2 separate regions of the Homo sapiens genome follow, and region 1 is linked to region 2. The links are chromatin contacts, found by Hi-C or POLR2A ChIA-PET in ENCODE. All regions are on one chromosome and are shown on one strand. Each heading gives the region's core, a stretch centred on a gene start or an enhancer-like site at or near the end of the contact. The rest is flanking DNA. Distances are from core to core; before and after follow the strand shown. Region 1 holds the start of CLEC4A (C-type lectin domain family 4 member A). Region 2 overlaps NECAP1 (NECAP endocytosis associated 1).

Evidence for each region. A loop is a pair of places that touch in the nucleus more often than their neighbours do. ChIA-PET counts read pairs that join two places held with the same protein, here RNA polymerase II (POLR2A). Pooled maps may share reads with other maps.
Region 1: a loop to region 2 is called in a pooled map, with 7 times the contacts of the local background. The contact joins the promoter of CLEC4A here to the enhancer-like site in region 2. A Hi-C loop is called at or near these places in 1 of 168 maps with a recorded cell type or tissue (endothelial cell of hepatic sinusoid) and 1 of 50 pooled maps. POLR2A ChIA-PET finds 5 or more read pairs at or near these places in 2 of 52 experiments (A549 and Panc1).

The regions. Positions count from the first base shown.
Region 1 is chr12:8,120,487-8,126,316 of GRCh38, forward strand. It overlaps CLEC4A (C-type lectin domain family 4 member A), which reads left to right and starts at 3,131. Exons shown (of 6, transcript NM_016184.4): 1 at 3,131-3,474; 2 at 5,075-5,191. The coding sequence starts at 3,393. RefSeq lists an enhancer at 3,001-3,050.
Region 2 is chr12:8,085,159-8,090,195 of GRCh38, forward strand. NECAP1 (NECAP endocytosis associated 1) reads left to right here. Exons shown (of 8, transcript NM_015509.4): 2 at 4,778-4,878; 3 at 5,037. Among named protein-coding and RNA genes, the nearest start is that of NECAP1, 5.4 kb to the left of the region's middle. Within about 2 kb of position 3,598, at least 6 of the 41 ENCODE cell types and tissues checked have a DNase peak (open chromatin) inside an H3K27ac peak, as active enhancers do.

The DNA.
Region 1 (5,830 bases), core at 1,881-4,380, 35 kb after region 2:
GGTTAACTGCAACATGATGCAATATTCAGAGAGTGAACGAACAAGTGAAGGCACACTGTCAGCCTCTCAGAGTTGTGGAACTTCCAGTCTTCCCTCATAATAGGTACCATACCACACATGACATGCAATCAATACTAGTAAAGCTTATCTTCCTTAAAACTTTAAATAAATGTAAATAGATGTTTTAGTGTTTTTTTCTCTGTGCCTTAGCAGATCCTCTTTTATACTGCCTAAGGTACTTGTGCCCCATTTTGGAGATCACTGCCCAAGAGATCTCTTGGATAAATAATTTAAAGGGATAAGGGGATAGATTCTATTATTGTTTCCAAATGTCTGTGTTCTCCTTTGTGAAAGGATTAAACTTTGATACCCTTGACATGTCTTTCTGTAGACAAAGTATATTTCCCTGTCTCACTTGCAGGTTTGTTCAGGTAACTTGCATTGGCCAACAGAATCAGAGCAAATACAACGTACACCTTATCTGAATAAAGGATGCTACTACATGGTTCAGCTTACAAGGAGCTATTCTGTGATCTCAGCTTCCAGAATGAGAAAACACTTGGAGAGGGGCCAAGCAGAGTTGCAGTCAACTCCAAGGTGGCCCTAAGCACAAGTGTAATGTAAGTGAGAAATACATGTTTGTTGTTGTAAGCCACTTGGATTTTGGGGTTGTTGGTGATACGGTGTAATCCAGTTATAATGTGACTTATTCCAGGGAGAGAGCTATAGTTTTAGGAATATGGTTTGCTTTCTAATTATGAGCTTAGATTGTAAAGACTCTGAGAATCAATGATTGTTATTTCAGGGAATATGTGTGCATGTATACCTGTCTACGTGCATGTGCTGGTTAGGCCCAATCATTAATTTGTGGAGAACTTAAAATTCCCTTATCCTTCCCTTATGCTTTGTCATTCCCCTTTCCCTTTTCTTACTAAATAATTTGATTCTAAATAAAGCAGTAGCAAGATAGGTGTCTATGGTGAGGTGGCTGGGAGAGCAGCAGTGGCCTGGCACAGGGGGAGAGCTTTAGCAGGGTGAGAAGGGTGACTATGCAGGGTATTGGCTTGACAGTGGTTCTGGAGCCCAAGCAGAGTGAGAAGAACATCCCTTAGGGGTGGGAAAGTGTCCTGGCATGGGGAACCAGAGCGAGGAGATGTCCACTCCTGGCAATGGCCCAGTGCAGGGTGTCAGAGGATAAGATTGAGGAGGGTGTCCATAGTAGGGGTAGCCTGATGTGAGAGGTCAGAGTCTGAGAGGTAAAGAAGGCATCTATGTGGTGGGATAGTCAGGTGCAGTGAGTTGGAGTGCAAGCAGGGTGAGGAGGGCATCCATGTATGAGGTTACCTTCTATAGGGAGTCAGAGTCGCAAATGGCTGAGCAGAGTACTCTAGGGCCAGCCTGGTATGTATGTCAGCATGTGGGAGAGGTGAGGAGGGCACCCATGCCTAGTGTTGGCCCAGTTGGGGTTGGGACTCAGCACTTAAGCAGGATGAGGAGAGAGAGCATCCTTGCAGAGGGTAGACCTGGTGTGGTTTCAGAGACCAAGCATGATAAGGAGGGTGTCCATGTGGTGGGGTAGCCCAGTGAGGGAACTCAGATCCTAAGTAGGGTAAGATGGACATTATTGCTGGGGGATGGAGGACCTGCATGGAGTGTCAGAGCCCAAGCAGGATGAAGAAAGCTTCTATGCAGAGGGAGGACTTGGTGTGGGTTTCAGAAACTTAGCAGGATAAGGAGGTGGTCCATGTGGTAGGATAGCCCGGTGAGGAAATCAGACCCCTCCAGGGTGAGGAGGGCTTCCACCCATAGGGTGACCTTGTGTGGAGCATTAGAACCTAAGGGGGTCTAAGTGGTGACTAGGGGACCAGCATCAGGAATCAGAGTGCAAGCAGAGTGAGGAGGGCTTTCCTGCAGAGGAATGGCCTAGCACAGGGAGTCAGAGCCTTGGCAGGGTGAGGGGGATGTTTGTTGGGGGATGTTCATGGGGGTGGGGAGTGGGCTGGCCCTTTGCCGGCACTCTCAGAGTGAGGAGGGAGGGCATCCGCGCAGGGGATGGTGGCTTGGACTGGGGAGTCAGAGCCCAACTAGGAAGAGAGGGACATCTTAGCAGGTGGGAGATTGACGACATCCAGGAGATTGATCAAATAAGGAATAAGTGAAAGACAATGAAAGCAGGTTTCTTAGTGTCACAGAAAGGAGTTAGGAATGTGGGAAGGGAGAAAACTAGAATGAAACTTGTGGTGTTAGATTGGAATTAGAGGAATTAGTGTGAACTCATGGTGTTCAATATATTTAGATATAGAAATAATATAGAAATATAGACGTGTGTGTTTGTGTGTGTGTGCATGCATGTATGCATGTGTGTTATGCAGGAGAAGGAATCAGCTGGGGGAGATTAAAAGGAGGATCATTTGCGGAGAGTTGAGGGCAGAGAATCCAGGTGTGAGCTGGGAGCATGTCTATGGAGAGATTCCACATGAAGGATTTAATATTTGGAGTGTTTTCTTCTAGGCCTTTGGAAAAAGTCATATTTAGTACTTTGTTTAAGTTTATCCCCTTCTATACTGTGATTCTATATAATTCTCCTAACTGTTAAAAAATAGTCATATATATTGGAGGTGATGTGGCGATTAAAAGGTTAGGGAAGCATGGAATAAAGGCTGGCCTTCCCTCTCCTCCAACATCCAGTAAAGGGAGCTGCTTTCTGGAGATTCTAGCAAGATGAATGCAGACTTTTGATAGAGTTAGTTACCAACAAGGAAACACAGAGAGCATGGAGGAACAGCTTCAGAAGACATGGGGTTTAAACTTTGCCATCCCCACCATGCTACAGGAAACTAATTCGTGAAGGTGGGGAGGCTGATATGTGAGTTTTGTGTCAATGATACTCTTAGAATGTGGTACTAACAAGTTGCCTGATCAGTCAAAATTGATGAGATGAATGCAACATAAGTCTATGTTCAGGATGTTTGGTCAAAAGTAATTACATTTGTGTGTGGAAGCACAGAAATTGTATTTTTTACTGGTGAAAAACGCAGTTCTCCAGAAAGACTCTAAGTGCTTGGTTCTTCTTTTATTTTTCTTCCTCTTTCCGCAACCCTTTGAGTTCCCACTTTTATTGCATTTGCTTGCATTTGTTTCAAGGCTGTGATTCTCACTATACTGGTCCTGAGGAAAGGGCTTCTGTGAACTGCGGTTTTTAGTTTTTATTGTGGTTCTTAGTTCTCATGAGACCCCTCTTGAGGATATGTGCCTATCTGGTGCCTCTGCTCTCCACTAGTTGAGTGAAAGGAAGGAGGTAATTTACCACCATGTTTGGTTCCTGTTTATAAGATGTTTTAAGAAAGATCTGAAACAGATTTTCTGAAGAAAGCAGAAGCTCTCTTCCCATTATGACTTCGGAAATCACTTATGCTGAAGTGAGGTTCAAAAATGAATTCAAGTCCTCAGGCATCAACACAGCCTCTTCTGCAGGTAAAGATCATTTTCTAGGGGTCAGAGTGAATGACGAGGTGAAGGATGAGGAGAGGGTTTATGAATAAGGCATAGGTGTTTTCAGTTGCTGGTTGTCTGATTGAGTATGTCTGGGAAACACAAGAGTCCCAGAAGATTGAGTGGCCTGCAGATACGCATTACGGGGTGTACATTTGTATTGTGGAGAAGAAAAGATTTTGTGCCACTCTCTTCAGCCTCCACTCTGCTTACTGAAACAGAGGTGAGAGAAATCCACTCCAGTTCTGAGCTAAGGCGAGTGCTCTGATGCCCCTGTGTTTTCTGAGGCTGAGTGGGGCTGGGGTTAAGAGATTGAGTACAGCTTCTGAAACCATCAATCCAGATGCAGGGGGTCCTGATGAATTTGTGAGATTTGTTTTTTGATCAGTTAGAGGGAAAGAGTTTGGGTGGACAGTGGTGAGGGTATATTTGTTGGTAATGGATGGAAATGTAACAAAAGGCCTTTGCAAATGAAAGACTAGAAAGTCTACAAAGAAAGTCTCTTAAATCTCCAGGAAACTTTTTCTGAAATCAGAGAACCTATTGCGTGTTGCATCTCTGAGACAGACTCTGTTACGTTTGGGAGTAGATGCAAGGTGATTTGGGTGTCATGTGTGATATCTCAAGTATAGAGCAAAAGAGAGAAAAGAATGTATATAGAGTACAAGAAACTATGGGGGAAGGGGTCAGGACTATAGTTACGCTTTCTAAAATACCTCTGTGAAGGTGTGGAGAGCACTTAGGGAAATTTTTTCTCCTTAAAAACTTTATATAATTTCTTTATTACACAAGTATTAATGTTCATTGTAGAAAAAATTAACCAGAGGTACACAGATATTTGAATTATAATTACTCTTATCATCTAGAGAAAATCATAATTTGCAATTTAGTGAATATCCTTCCACATACAAATACATATAATGTGCATATGTATTTTACTAAAAATGTAATCATATTATATAATACTGAATTTTTTTCCCCCATCATTTGACAAAATATCATAACTCGAAGAAAGTGATTCCTAACCATGAGATGGTAACTAAAAAGACTGACTTTATTCTAAACATGTGATGAGGAATGATTATAAAGATTTATTTGCTATAGCATTATTTAAAGTTGGAAACCATTATTTAAATATATGATGAAATACTATGCAACCATAATAAGGAGTGTTAAAGAAGAAAATATAATGGTATGAAAAATGTTCATGATATAGTGTAAAGGAAAATAATAGGTCAGAAATCAGTATTTATGGTATGTCAATCGTGGGAAAATTTGCATATGTGTATATATACATTCAAAAAATTGCTAGAAAGATATATACCAAAATATTATGGTATATTATAAGTTATATGGCATAACAGTTATCCTCAATTGTAGGAATTCGTACTTTTATGTATTTTTTAAAGTTTCTACAGTGAATATTATTATATCCTTTCTATTCCTATTCTCATGTGATTTCAAATGTCATACCGTTAGTAACTGTGTGTCATCCAAGAAAAGAGAGAGAAAGAGGAGGAGGAAGAAGAGGAAGTAAAGACCAAACTTATTACTGATAAAACTAATTTGGCTTCTTCTTCAGCTTCCAAGGAGAGGACTGCCCCTCACAAAAGTAATACCGGATTCCCCAAGCTGCTTTGTGCCTCACTGTTGATATTTTTCCTGCTATTGGCAATCTCATTCTTTATTGCTTTTGTCAGTAAGTATGCCAACTGAACCAATAAGCAATATCTGCTGTCCATGAACAGAGGGTATCCTTTAAAAACTGACTTTTGAAAATGAGCTTATCCAGAAATCTGAAATGAAATTTTCTCTGGGGAGACATAATTCATGGGAATCCACTGTGAATTTTGCTCTTTATTTGGATTTAGTTACTGTCCTGTAAAAATAATGGAATCCCTTCTCATTTAGAGAAACTGAAGCATAAATGTGGGTGTATGTATTTGTGTTGTAGAGTGAAATCTATGGGGCATCATCTCTATACTAGACACTATGTAAGTGAGGACAAATCTATGTTTCCTTGGTAGCATTTATCAGGCCAGTCTGATTTGAATGCACAGACATTTATGTTTTGGGATGAGCAGGTAGACAACAAGGAGATGGGAAGAAATATTTCAGGAAGAGTTCTCCACTGGCTTTTACTCTGATTATTCCTGCCCTGCTCAAGACTGTGTGGGATCTAAAAGTCAATTTTGCAAATTAGGTGGATTGCTGCGTATCTTTGGCTTTCAGCATTTGTTGAGTTTTATTCCCCCTGGTTCTGTCACCCAGGCTGGAGTGCATTGGTGCAATCTTGGCTCACTGCAACCTCCACCTCCCAGGTTCAAGCGATTCTCCC
Region 2 (5,037 bases), core at 2,348-4,847:
ACAGGCACGTGCCACTATGCCCAGCTAATTTTTGTATATTTAGTAGAGACGGGGTTTCACTGTGTTGGCCAGGCTGGTCTCAAACTCTTGACCTCGTGATCCGCCTGCCTTGGCCTCCCAAAGTGCTGGGATTACAGGCGTGAGCCACCGCACCCGGCCTACTTCAAGCTTTTTAAAACACCTCCCCTCTCACCCATCTTCTCTATCTTCACTTCTTAGTTTTCCACAACCTTTATACTTACATCAGTTAACTGCACTGAGCCATTAAAGCAGTTTCTTAATTTTCCTCTTTTTCCTGTTATCCTTCTGTGTTTTCCATGTCTACTGGCATTTTTTATCCTCCAAGAGGCACCTTATCATCAATCACTTTTTTAGTACAGCACATGAAGAGAGCGGAATTAAGTTTGAATAACGATATTTATTTGCTGGGTTACCTTTGGCAAATCACCACTTTTGAATGTTAGTTTCTTCATTTGTAAAAATGACTATAACAATACTTACCTTGTAGGATCCTCTCACTTAATCTTCTTTTTTTTTTTTTTTTTTTTTTTTTTTTTGTTGTTGAGACAGAGTCTCGCTCTGTCACCCAGGCTGGCGTACAATGGTGTGATCATGGCTCACTGCAATCTGTGCCTCCCAGATTCAACTGATTCTCGTGCCTCAGCCTCCTGAGTAGTTGAGATTACAGATGTGCACTGCCATGCTTGGCTAATTTTTTGTATTTTTAGTAGAGATGGGGTTTCACCATGTTGGCCAGGCTGGTCTTGAACTCCTGGCCTCAGGCAATCCACCCACCTCAACCTCCCAAAGTGCTGGGATTACAGGCATGAGCCACTGCGCCTGGCCCTTTCACTTAATTTTCACGAGAATGGGCATAATGCCTGGCACATAATAAATGCTTGATAAATGCTGGTTTTCTTTTTGTTTGCATAATCTTTCTTATTTACCAGAACCCACTTTATATTATAAGCAGGATTTATTCTCTAGGCTGACATTAAAGGACAAACTGGGCTTTTTAGAAAGCAGGAGGAATTTTTCCTTTGAGTGACTGGTAAGATTAGAGAGAATAATTGATTTTAATTCACCTAGTGTAAGCTGTTCGTTCCCAGACTTTCACTGACCAGACTTCTAGACTATGGGAAGGAAAATTTGGGTTGACAAGAAACTTATCAGGCTGAGTGCGGTGGCTCATATCTGTAATCCCAGGACTTTGGGAGGCCGAGGCGCACGGATCACTTAAGGTCAGGAGTTCCAGACCAGCCTGGCCAACATGGTGAAACCCCGTCTCTACAAAAATACAAAAAACTTAGCCAGCCGTGGTGGCGCACACCTGTAGTCCCAGCTACCTGGGAGGCTGAGGCAGTAGAATTGTTTGAACCCGGGAGGCGGAGGTTGCAATGAGCTGAGATCATGCCACTGCTCTCCAGCCTAGGCGACAGAGCAGGACTGCGTCTCAAAACAAACAAAAAGGAAACTTACAAATGCTTAGAAAACAATCTGGGTGCGGTGGCTCACTCCTGTAATCCCAGCACTTGGGGAGGCCAAGGCGGGCGGATTTCCTGAAGTCAGGAGTTTGAGACCAGCCTGGCCAACTTGGTGGAACCCCGTCTTTACTAAAAATACAAAAGAAATTAGCTGGGCATGGTGGCCTGTGCCTGTAATCTCAGCTACTCAGGAGGCTGAGGCAAGAGAATTGCTTGAACCCGAGGTTGCAGTTAGCCAAGATCGCGCCATTGCACTCCAGCCTGGGTGGAAGAGTGAGACTCTATTACACACACACACACACACACACACACACACACAAATAAATAAATGGTTAGAAAACAGTTTTCCAACCTATAAAACTATTTTTTTTTAAAAAAAAATTCTTCACTACCCTCTTCCCTTAGCTAAATCAATATTAACCTCTATAATGCGTTTCAGTGTAATGAAAGAATAATGGACTTTAAAGTTAGGCATTATTACTTACTGTGTTATCCTTTCCATCATTTAGAGAGAAAGAGAGGTATGACAGGCTTTTCATGCCTATTTCACATATCTACTATAAGGACATAATAAGATGTACATTTGGAATCTTACTGTGAATCATCATAGTGGTTTTTTATTTATATATATATAAAGTTTTATTACTAAGGTAAATGAAAATTTGTAAGGTAAGTTAAAAGTATTGTCAGAGGACAAGCAAAATCAAGAGTTCTTTAGATTAGGTCTTGGAGTAGGAAAGGAACTAAGGCTCAAGGCTGAGGGAATCTGCTGCCATGAATATCCATTTACTTACAGAATTTGTTAAGTATCGGACACTAGATACACAAGAGAAATAAGGAACTCATCCAAGAAAAACACATTTAATAGACTTGTTCCTAATTTTTTTTTTTTTTTTTTAGAGACAGGGTCTCACCCTGTTGCTCAGGCTGGAGTGCAGTGGGGCGATCATAGCTCACTGCAACCTCAAATTCTTAGGCTCAGGCAGTCCTCCTGCCTTGGCCTCCCAAAGTGCTGGTTATAGGCGTGAGCCACGGTGCCTGGCTGTTCCTAATATTTTTAATAGCCCATTTACATGAGCTCTTGGTGGCATGATTATAATAAGTAATAACTCATTAATATAATAGATGAGGAACTTTAGAGCTCTCTAATCTGGATCAGATTTAGGTACTTGAGGGTCTTTGAGGGCAGGGAATCAAGAGGGAAGAGAATGGGAAGGACTTATTTTACAGATCCTGTTCAAAACCTGTGCTAATTTTCACTTTCATTTTCCTCCTTTCAGCTTTTTACCTCTCATCTTGTTAAACTCATTCTTGTTCAAATATACCTTGTGGTTGCTTTTTTAGTCTTTAAGTATTAGTCTTTGGTTTCTTAGAAGATGAATTATTAATAACTTTTACTTTGCTAATCTGTTTTCCATACTCCTGGCAAAACAAATCACAAATACAATGTTTTGTAAAATTCATCATAAATAATCTTAGTTGTTGTTCAAGTTGATTATAACACGTTTTATAAATTTCTGATGTTTTCATGGCCGTTTGTATCTCCAGCCCAGATGTCTTTCTTGAACTCGTCTCATATATTTTACTGCCTACTCTACATCTCTTGAAAATCTACTAGACATCTCAAACTCAGCATATTTAAAACTGAATCCCTGATCCTTCTTCCTAGATGTGTTCCTTCTCATCTCAATAATTGGCAACTCTTTGCTCAGGCTAAACACCTTGGAGTTGTCCTTGGCTTCTATCCCCTATCTAATCCATTAGAAAATCCTGCTGCTTTTACCCTAAATATATCCTTCTCTTCTATCCCATATCTAATCCATTAGAAAATCCTGCTACTTTTACCCTAAATATATCCAGAATATAGCCACTTCTGCTACCATTGTGACTTTTCTAGATTACTGCAGTAGTCTCTTAGCTAATCCCCCTGCTTCAGTCCTCTTATCCCAACAGCTTTTCTCCAGACAGCAGATGTAGTAATCTTTTTAGAATATAAGGGAGATCATGTCACACCTCTGCTTAAAATTTGTAATAGCTCTTTTTTCACTCAGAGTGAAAGCTGAAGTTGTTACTATGACCCACAAGGCCCTGCGTGATCTGGCCGTCTGTTACCTCTCCCACCTTGTCTCTTCCTCTGTTCTAACCACAGTGCTTCCTTGTTGTCTCTCAAACATGCCAGGCATGCCCCCACCGTAGCACCTTTGGGCTAGCTGTTCCTTATGTCTAGAATGCTTTTCCCCCAGACATCTGTATGGATAACTCTCTTGCTTCACATTCTAGCTCACATTTCACCTTAATGAGACCTACCCCAACCACCCTCTTGAATGCTACAACTTGTTCATTCTCCCACTGTCTTCTTAATCTTCCTAATTTGCCTCTACATTTTCTTTTTACCTTAGAACTCACCACTTTCTAAGATACTAATTATGCTGTTTATTATGTTTCTTTTTTATTTTCTATCTTCTGTTAGGATGTAAGCCTCATGAGGGTTGGAATCTTTGTTTTGGTTGCTGTTGTATCCTAAGCATCTGGAACAGTGATGCATCTGTCCTAATAAGTACTGTATAAATATTGATTGAATTCAGTGAAAGATAGTATATTTACTGATTTGGGAGGGCTCCCATTACCTAGGATATTTAATGTAGTAGACTTTGTTGTTATCTGATTAGTAAAGCATGGTTATCTAGTATACCATCTATAGTTTGAAAATAGCATCGTTATGAGAAATTTTATTTATTTCTTTATTTGAGACCAAGTCTCGTTCTGTCGCCCAGGCTGGAGAGCGGTGGCGCAGTCTCGGCTCACTGCAGCCTCCACCTCCCAGGTTCAGTTGATTCTGCCTCAGCCTCCCAAGGGATTTCAGGCGCACGCCACCATAACCAGCTAATTTTTGTATTTTTAGAAGACGGGGTTTCACCGTGTTGGCCAGACTGGTCTCAAACTCCTGACCTCAAGTGATCCACCCACCTTGGCCTCCCAAAGTGCTGGGATTACAGGCTTGAGCCACCATGCTCGGCCAGAATTTTATTTTTTATTGCTTTTATTCGTGCTTTTCCATCTTTTTAATGATGCTTATTGGACTCCAAAGTCCTCAAGTAGTAGCATTGTCTTTTACTTGCTTTGGACTGTATGTAACATGAGGCATCTAAATAGATCATGAATTATTCTTGTTGATTAATAGGTAGAAAGAATAGGCAATCCAGGATAGGGAAATAGAAATACAGTCAAAGATTGTGGGTGGGCGTTAGTAAATTAAGGACATGTGCCTGAGGCTTCCTCTTTTCCTGTCCTAGGGCCTCTGACTGGAAATTAGACCAGCCTGATTGGACTGGTCGCCTCCGAATCACTTCAAAAGGGAAGACTGCCTATATCAAACTCGAGGATAAAGTTTCAGGTAATCTTTGCGGGTGACCCTCTAACATTAAGAATATTAATTTGGTGTGCTTTTATAAGTACCTTCAATTTGGGGACTGGAATGGAAATACTACTTGTTAATTGGGGTTCTGGATTTTGGCTTGCTTTACTCAAAAAAGTCTTTCTCTTATCTGTCAGG